Linked DNA regions of Homo sapiens: all the other regions are linked to region 2. The links are chromatin loops, found by intact Hi-C in ENCODE. Cell type or tissue: IMR-90. All regions are shown on one strand. Region 1 holds the start of F13B (coagulation factor XIII B chain). Region 2 overlaps CFHR1 (complement factor H related 1). Region 3 overlaps ZBTB41 (zinc finger and BTB domain containing 41). Region 4 holds the start of ASPM (assembly factor for spindle microtubules).

Region 1 (2,500 bases), 240 kb after region 2:
GCATGCAAAAATAAAATCATTGTCTTGGTCTTCAAGCAGCTTACTTTTTTTTTTGTTGTGTAAAATAGCATTATAACCTTATAATAATTAGAAAATTAACTAGAATATTGCAATGTCTTTATGGTATAGATAACAGACAATTATATCTGCTGGTATTTCCCTATTTAGACAGAAAAATAAAATCAAAAGAAATTCATGCAAAAATCATCCTATTATAGAATTAAAAGTATAAAATAAGATTAATTCTGTGTCTTTCACTTTTATAATTTTAATTATAGATGTTTTGGTAGAAAATTTATAGTTAACTATTCAACTAAAACACAGTTAAAACTTATGTATTTAATTTCAACAAATTCCCAAAAATGTTTATTTTAGAAAAGCTGTATTGCTGTAGCTTCCTTCTTTGTATGTTCACTCTTGCTAATGCTAAGTGTCCTCCCTGGATTCTTCATCCTATGGCCTGATAATATTGATAATGTTCCTGAACAACATACCCATGTACACTGCCTAGCTTCCACTCGCACACTAATCTTACACATTGGGCAATCTGACTATAAAGCTTTCTAATAGGGAGTCCATAGGTATTGGTTTGTTTGGAAAGTCCTGATTTACATGTGTTGTCCAAACAGTTATTAATAGAGCCCCTCTTTTACTCTCTAAGTGTCCCTGTTTGTACAAGCAATTATATGGTTCACCTACTAATCACTACTTAATGTCTCCAACAAATGAATAATTCATTGTGATAAAAATCAAAGTCTCAAAAGTAAAAAATATTTATGGCTATTTCCTTTTCAAATTTCCCACATTAAACTCTCACCTTATGAACAGAATTAAAATTGTACAAGTTTTGTCAGTATTAGGAATGGATTCTAGCATAAATTTAGAATTAAAGTTAACATGTGACTTCGAAATGGACATATTGTTAACCTGAAAACCTTTTCGAAGTATTTAGATCCTGGTCTCCTATGCCCCCTAGAGATACAAGGGTTTTTGTTTTGTTTTGCTTTTCTGACTTATGCTACTGTAAGAACACTTTACTAATTTTGCTCAAAGGAAAAGGTCTAAATATTATAAAAAGTTATATTTATAAAATATGTTATAAAATTGATAATGAAAATAGAAGAGTATATTAAAACTTGAGTTGTATAAATATTAGAATCTCCATTTGTATGTTTTAGAGAATAAAGAATATTAAGAATTAATTTTACCTTCTGCATAGAGTTCTCCTGAGATTATCAATATGATGATAAAAGTCAGGTTTTTCAACCTCATCTTCAGTGGTGTGCTTCACAAAGATTTTAACAATTCTAAGCACTAGGAACTTGTCATTAAGTACACAATACTTCTCTTGAGGAAAAAGTTAATAATTTATAACCTCTGTCTAAGTCCTTTTGTAACGAGTCTTATATTTCACTTAAAATATTTTGAAATAATGTTAAAATAACACAACTATATTAATTGACATTACTTACCATGTCAGAGTCCAGTAAGAGCATGATAACTGATTAGGGCAACAATAGCAGCAGAATAAATAATAAATTATAGCAGCAGAATAAATAATACTAGGTAAATTTTCAACCTAAGTTCCCAATTGTAAATTCATAGAGTAAAGTTCACTTGAGGCCATAGATCTTTACTAATATTGATCAGGTAAAAAGATGAACTTAGGAACATGAGATAACAGATACCTGATGTTGAAATATGTTGTTGCCTAGACTGCACTCCTTAAAGAGATACAGAACCATAGTTGTCTCAATGATAGAATAGTATTACTTATAATAGTAGTGTTTGACATTTAGAGAGTTTTTACTTTGTGGCAGGTGGTGAGATCAGCACTGTGCTATATCAACATTCATTCATGAGAAATGTTTAGAACGTCCATGATAATGGCAGCACATGTAACAGTTTTGAGGTATTTAGCAGTGAAAAAACTGGATTAAAATTATTGCCCTCATGGAGTTTACATTCTAATGAGTTTTAATTTAAAATACAAAATAGGAAAAAATGGTGGATAGGAGGCAGGACTAACTTGCAGCTCCCACTTGGATGGACAGAGCAGGATGTGGAGACTCGCATTGTGAACTTTTGCTCCAAGAACTGCTGCAAGGATATAACAGGAAAGCCAAGATAATCCACAGACCCTCTGAAGAAAGTATATTGCTCCTGCATGACCCAGAAAATAGCCCACATACTGTGAATGCCCAAACTGTGAAAAGTGTGAAAGGGGTATTGTCCACCCCTGAACACACACCCTTGGGGAACCTGAAGGTCTAGATCACAGGAGAAGGATTTGACCTTACCTGGAGCTCAGACAATTTAGAGAGCTGAGCGAAATACAGGGGTAGAGGAAGCAAAGGGTAAAGCCCCATCGTCTCTGTGGGTCCCCAGAGAAGCCATTTCTGACTTGTCTCACAGGGGCTGCCGGAGGAACTGGGAAAAGACCACAGGGAGAAGGAAACCTCCAGCTGAACTTAGTAACAATTCCAACCGAACACAAACT
Region 2 (2,500 bases):
GTCCACTGGTAAGTACAATGCTGTTCTCTCATATGCTGTTATCTATTATAAAGTTTGAGAGAAATAAATCTTTTTTACAGGTTAAATATAGGTTTTGCCACATACTTTTATCTTTATTCATTTGATTTTCAGTTCCAATTGTGTCCAAGTGGATGTTGAATAACATAGTTTGCCTACCTATATAAATCAAATGTTCTCAAAGTGTGGTCGCTAAACCGGTAGCATCATCATCTCCTTGGAGATTGTTTGAAATGAAAATACAATTCCATAAGCTCATTCTAGACACACGGAATCAAAAATGTCGAAATAGAACCCTGAATCTGTTTTACCAACCCCTCCAGGGAATTCTATGCACACTTCTGTGTGAGAAGCATTGCTATAGTCTATTATCACTACACATGGACCTGAAACTCTCTGATGAATTTTGCATTGTTCAGCATAGTATCCTTAATCATTGGCAATTAAATTATCTGAAGTTATTTTTATTATTATAGACTTATTTTCTTTTATTTTTCCACATCTCCAATTTAGATCCTTTGATTAACCATTCTTCTTCTCTACTAACTTGGGTAATTTTCAAAATGTGTTTTTAAATCTTTGCTTATTCACTAAGAAAATGCCTATTTGTGTTTATTTTTAAGAGGCTAAAATGTATAAGCAGGATGATTGCAAACAAAAATCTGGTATCACATAATCTATTTATGCTGACTTTTTGCATTTTATAAATTAATGTTAAATAAATAGAACTGGTAATATTTGTTTACTCAAACTCAAAGAGAGATATCCAGGAAAACTTTCGTTTACACTGGCTTCCAGAAGGGAAAAATAAAGGTCTATCAGTGTTCTAGCGAAGGATGAAGAAGAAATTTAAAACATCAAAGCTTGTACCTGACAAAAAATAGTTTCATGTCTTTTCTTCAATATTACATTTAAATTTATTAAAATCAACAAAATATTTGATGAGATTGTCTACTTATTTTAAATTCGTCTTGAAACATATTTGTAACTGTATTAGTTGATTTGCTACTCAAAATGAACACTAGGTGGAACCACTTCTTTTTTTTCTACTCAGACACTTCCTGTGTGAATCCGCCCACAGTACAAAATGCTCATATACTGTCGAGACAGATGAGTAAATATCCATCTGGTGAGAGAGTACGTTATGAATGTAGGAGCCCTTATGAAATGTTTGGGGATGAAGAAGTGATGTGTTTAAATGGAAACTGGACAGAACCACCTCAATGCAAAGGTAGAGTATTATATTTCTTTTAACATTTTGGGGGAGTATAGCAGGGTTAAAATATGTTGATTTAAACAAAATGAAGTCATTTTTATTAATAGATTTTTCAAATGCAAATAAAATGATTGATGGTGCTTAAAATTCAATTCTTCCTGTGAACAGAACACAAGTAATAGGGTGTATTATTTTTGAGAAAGATTCGACCAAATTAAAAGAGTTGGAACCTGAAAAACAATACTTTTTAAGCATCACAACACTTAGTTCCTTCTCAGGAATACGTGTAATAAAAGATACATTATGTGCATTTGACAGCCATAAGTGATGTGCATTCTAAGATATGGAATAGGCAGTTGAAGAGAGATCATAGACTGTGATATAAATGTGGGCATCTTCAGTATATGGATTATATTTAAAGGTGTGTGACTGACTGTATTTATAAAAAGAAGTCCGAGCACATAGTCCTGGGTCATTCTAATAAATAGAGATGGAGTAAGGGAAACCAGAAAAGGAAATTGTATCTTACTTACCTTTATGTTTTAAAATTAATGTTGTCCTGTGTTTTTTTTTTTTTTTCACTATTTTACTTAGACTCTACCTATGTTTATTATTGAAGTGAGTTTTTGTAGACAGCATATAGTTGGGTCATGTTTACATATCCATTCATCCTTTCATGGCCTGTTAACTGGTGCACTTGGACCAATTACACTTAACATAATTATTGATATATAGGACTTAAACCTCTGTCATTTATTTGTTTCTGTCTGTTCCCTCTGGGTTTCAGTCCTATTTCCCTATTCCTCCATTCCCTGTAGGGAAAATTATTAAGGAGATTAATTTTGATTCATATGTATTGTTTTCCATTGTATCTCTTTGCATAGCTTTTCTTCTCCTTTTAAAAAGTTGTTGCTCTAGCTAATACTATATATATGTAATAATATATTACTGTCTACTGGCACTGACATTTAAATCAACAACTGGAATATGGAAAGCTTACTTTCATGTAGATCCATTTATACTCTCCACATTGTAAGTATAAATGCCAGTCGTATTTTCTCTGCATGCATTGAGCACCATATTAAACTCATTTGCTTCAAATATCAAACATAATTGAAAAAACTTATGAGGAAAAAGATATCGTGTTATATTGACTCCTCTTTTTATCCATTATATCGTTCTATTTTTTCAGGATCCTGAAGTCTCAAGCTCTTTCTTTTATCTGTTTTATTTTAATTTGAAGAATTCCTTTAGTTATCTTTAGGC
Region 3 (2,500 bases), 350 kb after region 2:
AGAATGTAATTATTGCTATTCCTAAGTCTTCCAGCCCCACTGGCCCTGGATGGGCTACTATGAAACCATTACTCCTCAAAGTACATCACTAGCAATTCCTACAGTTCTAACCTTCAGAGCTTCCCCACATATCTAAAGTGCTGAGTAATAATGAACAAAGTTATTTTAAGGGGAAATAAAGTGAAAGGGAAATATGACTGACCTCTGCAGGCTTTTAGCTATCACTACTACAGTCATGTACTGCATAATGACATTTCAATCAATGACAGACCACATAAACAATGCTGTCCCATAAGATTACAACGGAGCTACACAATTCCTATAACCTAGTGGCATCATAGCACAATACATTACTCACATGTTTGTGGTGATGCTGTTGTAGACAAACATACTACATTGCCAACTGTATATAGGCATAGCACATACAATTGTGTCCAGTACATAATTATTGATAATGATAAGCGACTATGTTACTGGTATGTATTTACTATACTTTTTATCATGATTTAGAGTGTACTTCTTCTACTTATTAAAAAAAAAAGAAAACTAACTGTAAAACAGCCTCAGCCAAGTCCTTCTAGAGGTATTCTCTAAGAAGGCATGGTTACCATAGGACATGACAGCTCTATGCATGTACTGTCCCTGAAGACCTTCCAGTGGGACAAGATGTGCAGGTGGAAGACAGTGATATTGATGATCCTGACCCTGTGTAGGCCTAGGCTAATGTTTGTGTTTGTGTCTTTTGTTTTTAACCAAAAAAAAGTTTAAAAAGTAAAACATAAAAAATTTAAAAATATAAAAAAGCTTATAGAAAATAAAATATCTTTATGCAGCTGTACAATGTGTGTTTTAAGCTAAGTGTTACTTTAAATGAGTAAGAAGGTTGAAAAAATCAAAAGTTTATAAAATAAAAATGTTACAGTAAGCTGCTGTTCATTTGAGGGAAAAAATTTTAATACATTTAGTGAAACCTAAATGTACAGTGTTTATAAAGTCTACATTAGTGTACACTAATGTCCGCGGCCTTCACATTCACTCACCACTCACTCACTGACTCCCCTAGAGAAACTTCTAGTCCTGCAAGCTCTACTCATGATCGGTAACCTACACAAACACATATATTCTTTTTTATATTTTATACCATTTTTACAGTTCTTTTTCCATGCTTAAGTATGTTTAAATATATCAACACTTACCACTGTGTTACAATTATCTACAGTATTCACTACAGTAACATGCTATACAGGTTTGTAGCCTGGGAGCAATGGGCTGGCTAAACCACATAGCCTACATGTGTAGTAGGCTATACCATCTAGGTTTGCATAAGTACACTCTATATTTGTGTGATGACAAAACTGCTTAACAATGCATTTCTCCGAACATAGCACTATCATTAAGCGGCGCATGACTGTACTTGGTTTGTATTTCAATCCCATACCTAGTAAGTTTAAAGGATGAATCTGAAATAAAAGTAGAGTTTTGCCAGTAGATGGTGCTCTTCTACAAGGCCCACCAATATGACAGTCTGTAGATAACACCCAGCTTTGTGGAAAATATCTCTAAAGATATTCCCAGATCCCTACCTGTTAAATAGTTATAGTAAAAGATGGAAAGGTTATCTTTGGGATTCTTGTTTTGCCTTGATCCATCTGTTTTATAGCTTCCAAACCTGTGTCATTCATGTTACATTTCTGTTCTCCCTATCTTTGTAGCTTATTCTTTTTAAAAAACAAACAAAAACCCTTAATCTAGTTTTAGTGGGGTTTCAGAAAGACATAAAATATGTACATTAAATCATCCATCTAAAACCTGCAAATCTTGAATCCATGTCATCTTCCATAACATTTGTGTAATTCCTTTTTTCCTTATATTTCAAACTAAAGCACAATTCATGCATTTTGTGTCTTATGTTACCCTAATTCCTATAAATCATATTGATTGATTATTTCTACATAATAGTACTAGGATTTTTGTGGGTGTGCAGATAATTCTTCACCTTTCTCGTACTGATTTTCCACAGATAAAGCAAGTCCATTTTCTCTTTCCACCATGAGTACATTCTATATGACGTTTCAAATTTCCAGTGTCGTTAAACTGGCGACCACATATATCACATGGAAAAGGACCTAAAAAGGAAAAAAAAAAAGTGTGCATTTAAAGTTTAAAGAGGAGATACTAAGTTAAATTTAATAGGTATGCTGTAAGTTCATGCCTATCCTATTGGTGCATATGTCATAATACACTGCAATTTCTCTTCTAGGTTATTTATTCCTAGAATAACATTTCCATATCCCTATAACCAAGTATAGGGCTCAGCATCTAACAAACAGAATGAATGCTGAACAAACTAATGAGTTAACAAATTGAAATGGCCAATTCCTGGTTTGAAATCAGACTGGAACAAAGTAGAAATGGCTGCATACTAAAGTTTTTGGGAAAGCGGGTAATAAAAAACTTTGGAAGAATGAATGGAGGACTTAAGAGAGTTTATAGTTTGGAA
Region 4 (2,500 bases), 320 kb after region 2:
AGCTCACTATTTCACCGGAAAAAAAAACCAGTTACCTCGACTCTAAGGGTACATATGGAAACTAAAATGCATATTAAGATGGCTGATAGAAATTTTAAAAAAAGCTGCTTTAACCAACCAAGGTACTCCTGTCAATCTTAAAAAAGTGTTAAAAAAGTGCATTGTCTATTAATTTAGAACGGCAAGGCTATTTCACAACGCCTTAAGTCTAGTAAAAGTGCTTGTCAATTTAACAGAGAAGTCTATATAACTTGCTCCTAAAGATGCTAAGTGCGCGCGCGTTTATGTGTTGTCCCCGCCCAAGTTAGCGTCTATCCTAGCCTTCAATTAGAGAATATATATATATATATATATATAATATTGACACATATATATATACTCACACACATGTGTATGCGTCAAGGGCCCACCCACAGTTATTGAAAAGGAACTGACTTCACTCTCTAAGGGTCTTTTCTGATTTCTTTTCCAAGAGCCACCCACAGTTATTGAGTGAAAGGGAACTGACTTTATTCTCTAAGGGTCTTTTCTGATTTCTTCTCCAATCGTCAACCTTCCTGAGGAGGGTGGCAGGAAAGATAGCGGAGAAGCAGAACACCGGCCTGGAGCACGCTCCTCCTGAGACCTACCTGCAACACGAAACAGCGCTGCGACACACTGAAGCCCAGGTCCGCGGCCGGGAAGTGGGAGATCTTCACTTCTGCCACCTCCTCGTTAGGGTTGTCTAGGGCCAGAGACAGCGTCCGTGAGGCTCCCAGGAGAACGTCCCCGAAGCAAAGGAAAGGAGACCTGCAGAAGTGGCTGAGAGACAGGACCGGCGGGGAAGACGCCTCCTCCTCGGCCGCGGGGCCCCGCAGCCCCGCGGGCGGCCTCCGCTCGGTCGGGCTCACTTCCCAGCAGCCTCGCCCCACTCGCCGGTTCGCCATGGCAGATTCGAGACCCCTCCTGGATCTCCTTGCCCCGCTCCCACGAGGCGGCTCCGGAGCGGGGATCCGGGACTTACGCTGACCGCTTCCCCTCAGGGGCGGCTGTAGAGGTCGTGGGAGTGAATTCGGCCCTTTTTCTTTTCCACTAACCTACTCCCTAGAAAACAGAAAACAAGCCCAATAAACTCGCAAATTAAAAAGAGGAGCCAAACAAGTATGGCGTTTTGACTCTGTTTAAACTTGCCGCCTCCACCAATGAGGACCTCCGGGCACCGCCCTCCTCGTCACGGGACCAATCGGTGAGCAGCATCCCCTGGCCAATGAGACGGCGGCGCTTCATTTGAATGATTGCATCCGGCCGCCAATCGCTATCTGCGGAGGAGGTGAGAACGGTAGCGGAATCCTGGCCACCGTCTAAAACCCGGGGCTTAGAATTGAAATTCGTCTTTATATTTTTGGTTGTGCTGAAGGGAAGGGAGTCACAGCATTTCCACAATACATGTAGTAATCATTGCGGTTTCCAGGAACAATCATAGATAAAACTGTTACGTAGGCAAAAATTGGTTTATGCCACTCCTCTCATATGCATACCCCGCCCAGAATTATATTAACTTTACTGTCGCGGTTTCCAGGGCTGAATGGTAGAGATGTAAAGATAATTAGTTTGTATGAACATGCTTATTTTAGTGACAACATAGCAGGGACTCAGTACATTTACATGCTGTTAATTACCTCGGGACGCTGGGAGCAAAACCAGGTAAACAAATGAAACCTGAGATTACCAGTAATTCATAAATGATTGTTTTGACTGGCAATGCCCTTCACAAATATCTTATTAGTTTTTATTTCAATTGTAGGGATCTAATAATAATTATAGCTTACATATTAGGGATTTTTTAAATTATTTATTTATTTTGAGATGGAGTCTCGCTCTGTCTCCCAGGCTGGAGTGCAGTGACGTGATCTTGGTTCACTGCAACCTCCGCCTCCCGGGTTCAAGCGATTCTCCTGCCTCAGCCTCCCAAGTAGCTGGAATTAGAGGCGCGCCTCACCACGACTGGCTAATTTTTGTATTTTTGGTAGAGAGGGGAGTTCGCCATGTTGGCCAGGCTGGTCTGGAACTCCTGGCCTCAAGTGATCCGCCTGCCTCCGCCTCGGCCTCCCAAAGTGCTGGGATTACAGGCCTGAGCGGCGCCCGACCCTAGGCTAGGGATTTTTTAAAAATCCTTTACCTATTTATCTCAACCTTTGCCTTAAACCTACGAGGTATCTCTTAGGGCGTAGGTACCATTATTTGTATCTTACAGATGAGGAATACAGGTCATACAGCTAAGTAGGAAGTGGCATAACCCAGATAGGTACACATGCCTGTAATCCCAGCAGTTTGGCCCTAGTCTTGCTCTTACCCACTACACTATATTGCCTCTAAAGGCAGTAGAAAACTTAAAAAATAAAAATAATGTCTGGATGTATGTATGGTTACACAAAACATGTAAAAAGAGAAGTCAATGGGAAATCAAAATAAGGAAGATGAGACATGAAATTATATTCAATGGTGTCCAATTTCACCTGAA

The links. Peaks named below come from ENCODE experiments on the same cell type or tissue, not always from the same donor. Only the 100,000 strongest peaks of a DNase experiment are listed, where the experiment ranks them.
Region 1: it touches region 2 in a loop (2.2-fold over the local background); 7 of 110 quality-filtered maps call a loop at or near these places.
Region 3: it touches region 2 in a loop (5-fold over the local background); 3 of 110 quality-filtered maps call a loop at or near these places.
Region 4: a loop joins it to region 2, with 4 times the contacts of the local background. A loop is called at or near these places in 2 of 110 quality-filtered maps.

Annotation. Positions count from the first base shown.
Region 1 is chr1:197,065,952-197,068,451 of GRCh38, forward strand. F13B (coagulation factor XIII B chain) reads right to left here and starts at 1,309. Exons shown (of 12, transcript NM_001994.3): 1 at 1,209-1,309. The coding sequence starts at 1,272. RefSeq lists an enhancer at 2,417-2,500. In IMR-90, a CTCF peak has its summit at 983; no DNase peak of the experiment used is centred here.
Region 2 is chr1:196,826,998-196,829,497 of GRCh38, forward strand. CFHR1 (complement factor H related 1) reads left to right here. Exons shown (of 6, transcript NM_002113.3): 3 at 1-8; 4 at 1,073-1,249. Among named protein-coding and RNA genes, the nearest start is that of CFHR1, 8.5 kb to the left of the region's middle. In IMR-90, a CTCF peak has its summit at 1,041 (motif pointing right); a DNase peak (open chromatin) is centred at 1,084.
Region 3 is chr1:197,178,992-197,181,491 of GRCh38, forward strand. It overlaps ZBTB41 (zinc finger and BTB domain containing 41), which reads right to left. Exons shown (of 11, transcript NM_194314.3): 6 at 1,997-2,126. Among named protein-coding and RNA genes, the nearest start is that of ZBTB41, 21 kb to the right of the region's middle. In IMR-90, CTCF peaks have their summits at 202 (motif pointing left) and 1,492 (motif pointing right); DNase peaks (open chromatin) are centred at 180 and 1,410; H3K27ac peaks cover 149 bases.
Region 4 is chr1:197,145,512-197,148,011 of GRCh38, forward strand. It overlaps ASPM (assembly factor for spindle microtubules), which reads right to left and starts at 1,158. Exons shown (of 28, transcript NM_018136.5): 1 at 630-1,158. The coding sequence starts at 926. RefSeq lists a silencer at 663-842. In IMR-90, no CTCF peak of the experiment used is centred here; a DNase peak (open chromatin) is centred at 1,220; H3K4me3 peaks cover 1,740 bases; H3K27ac peaks cover 477 bases.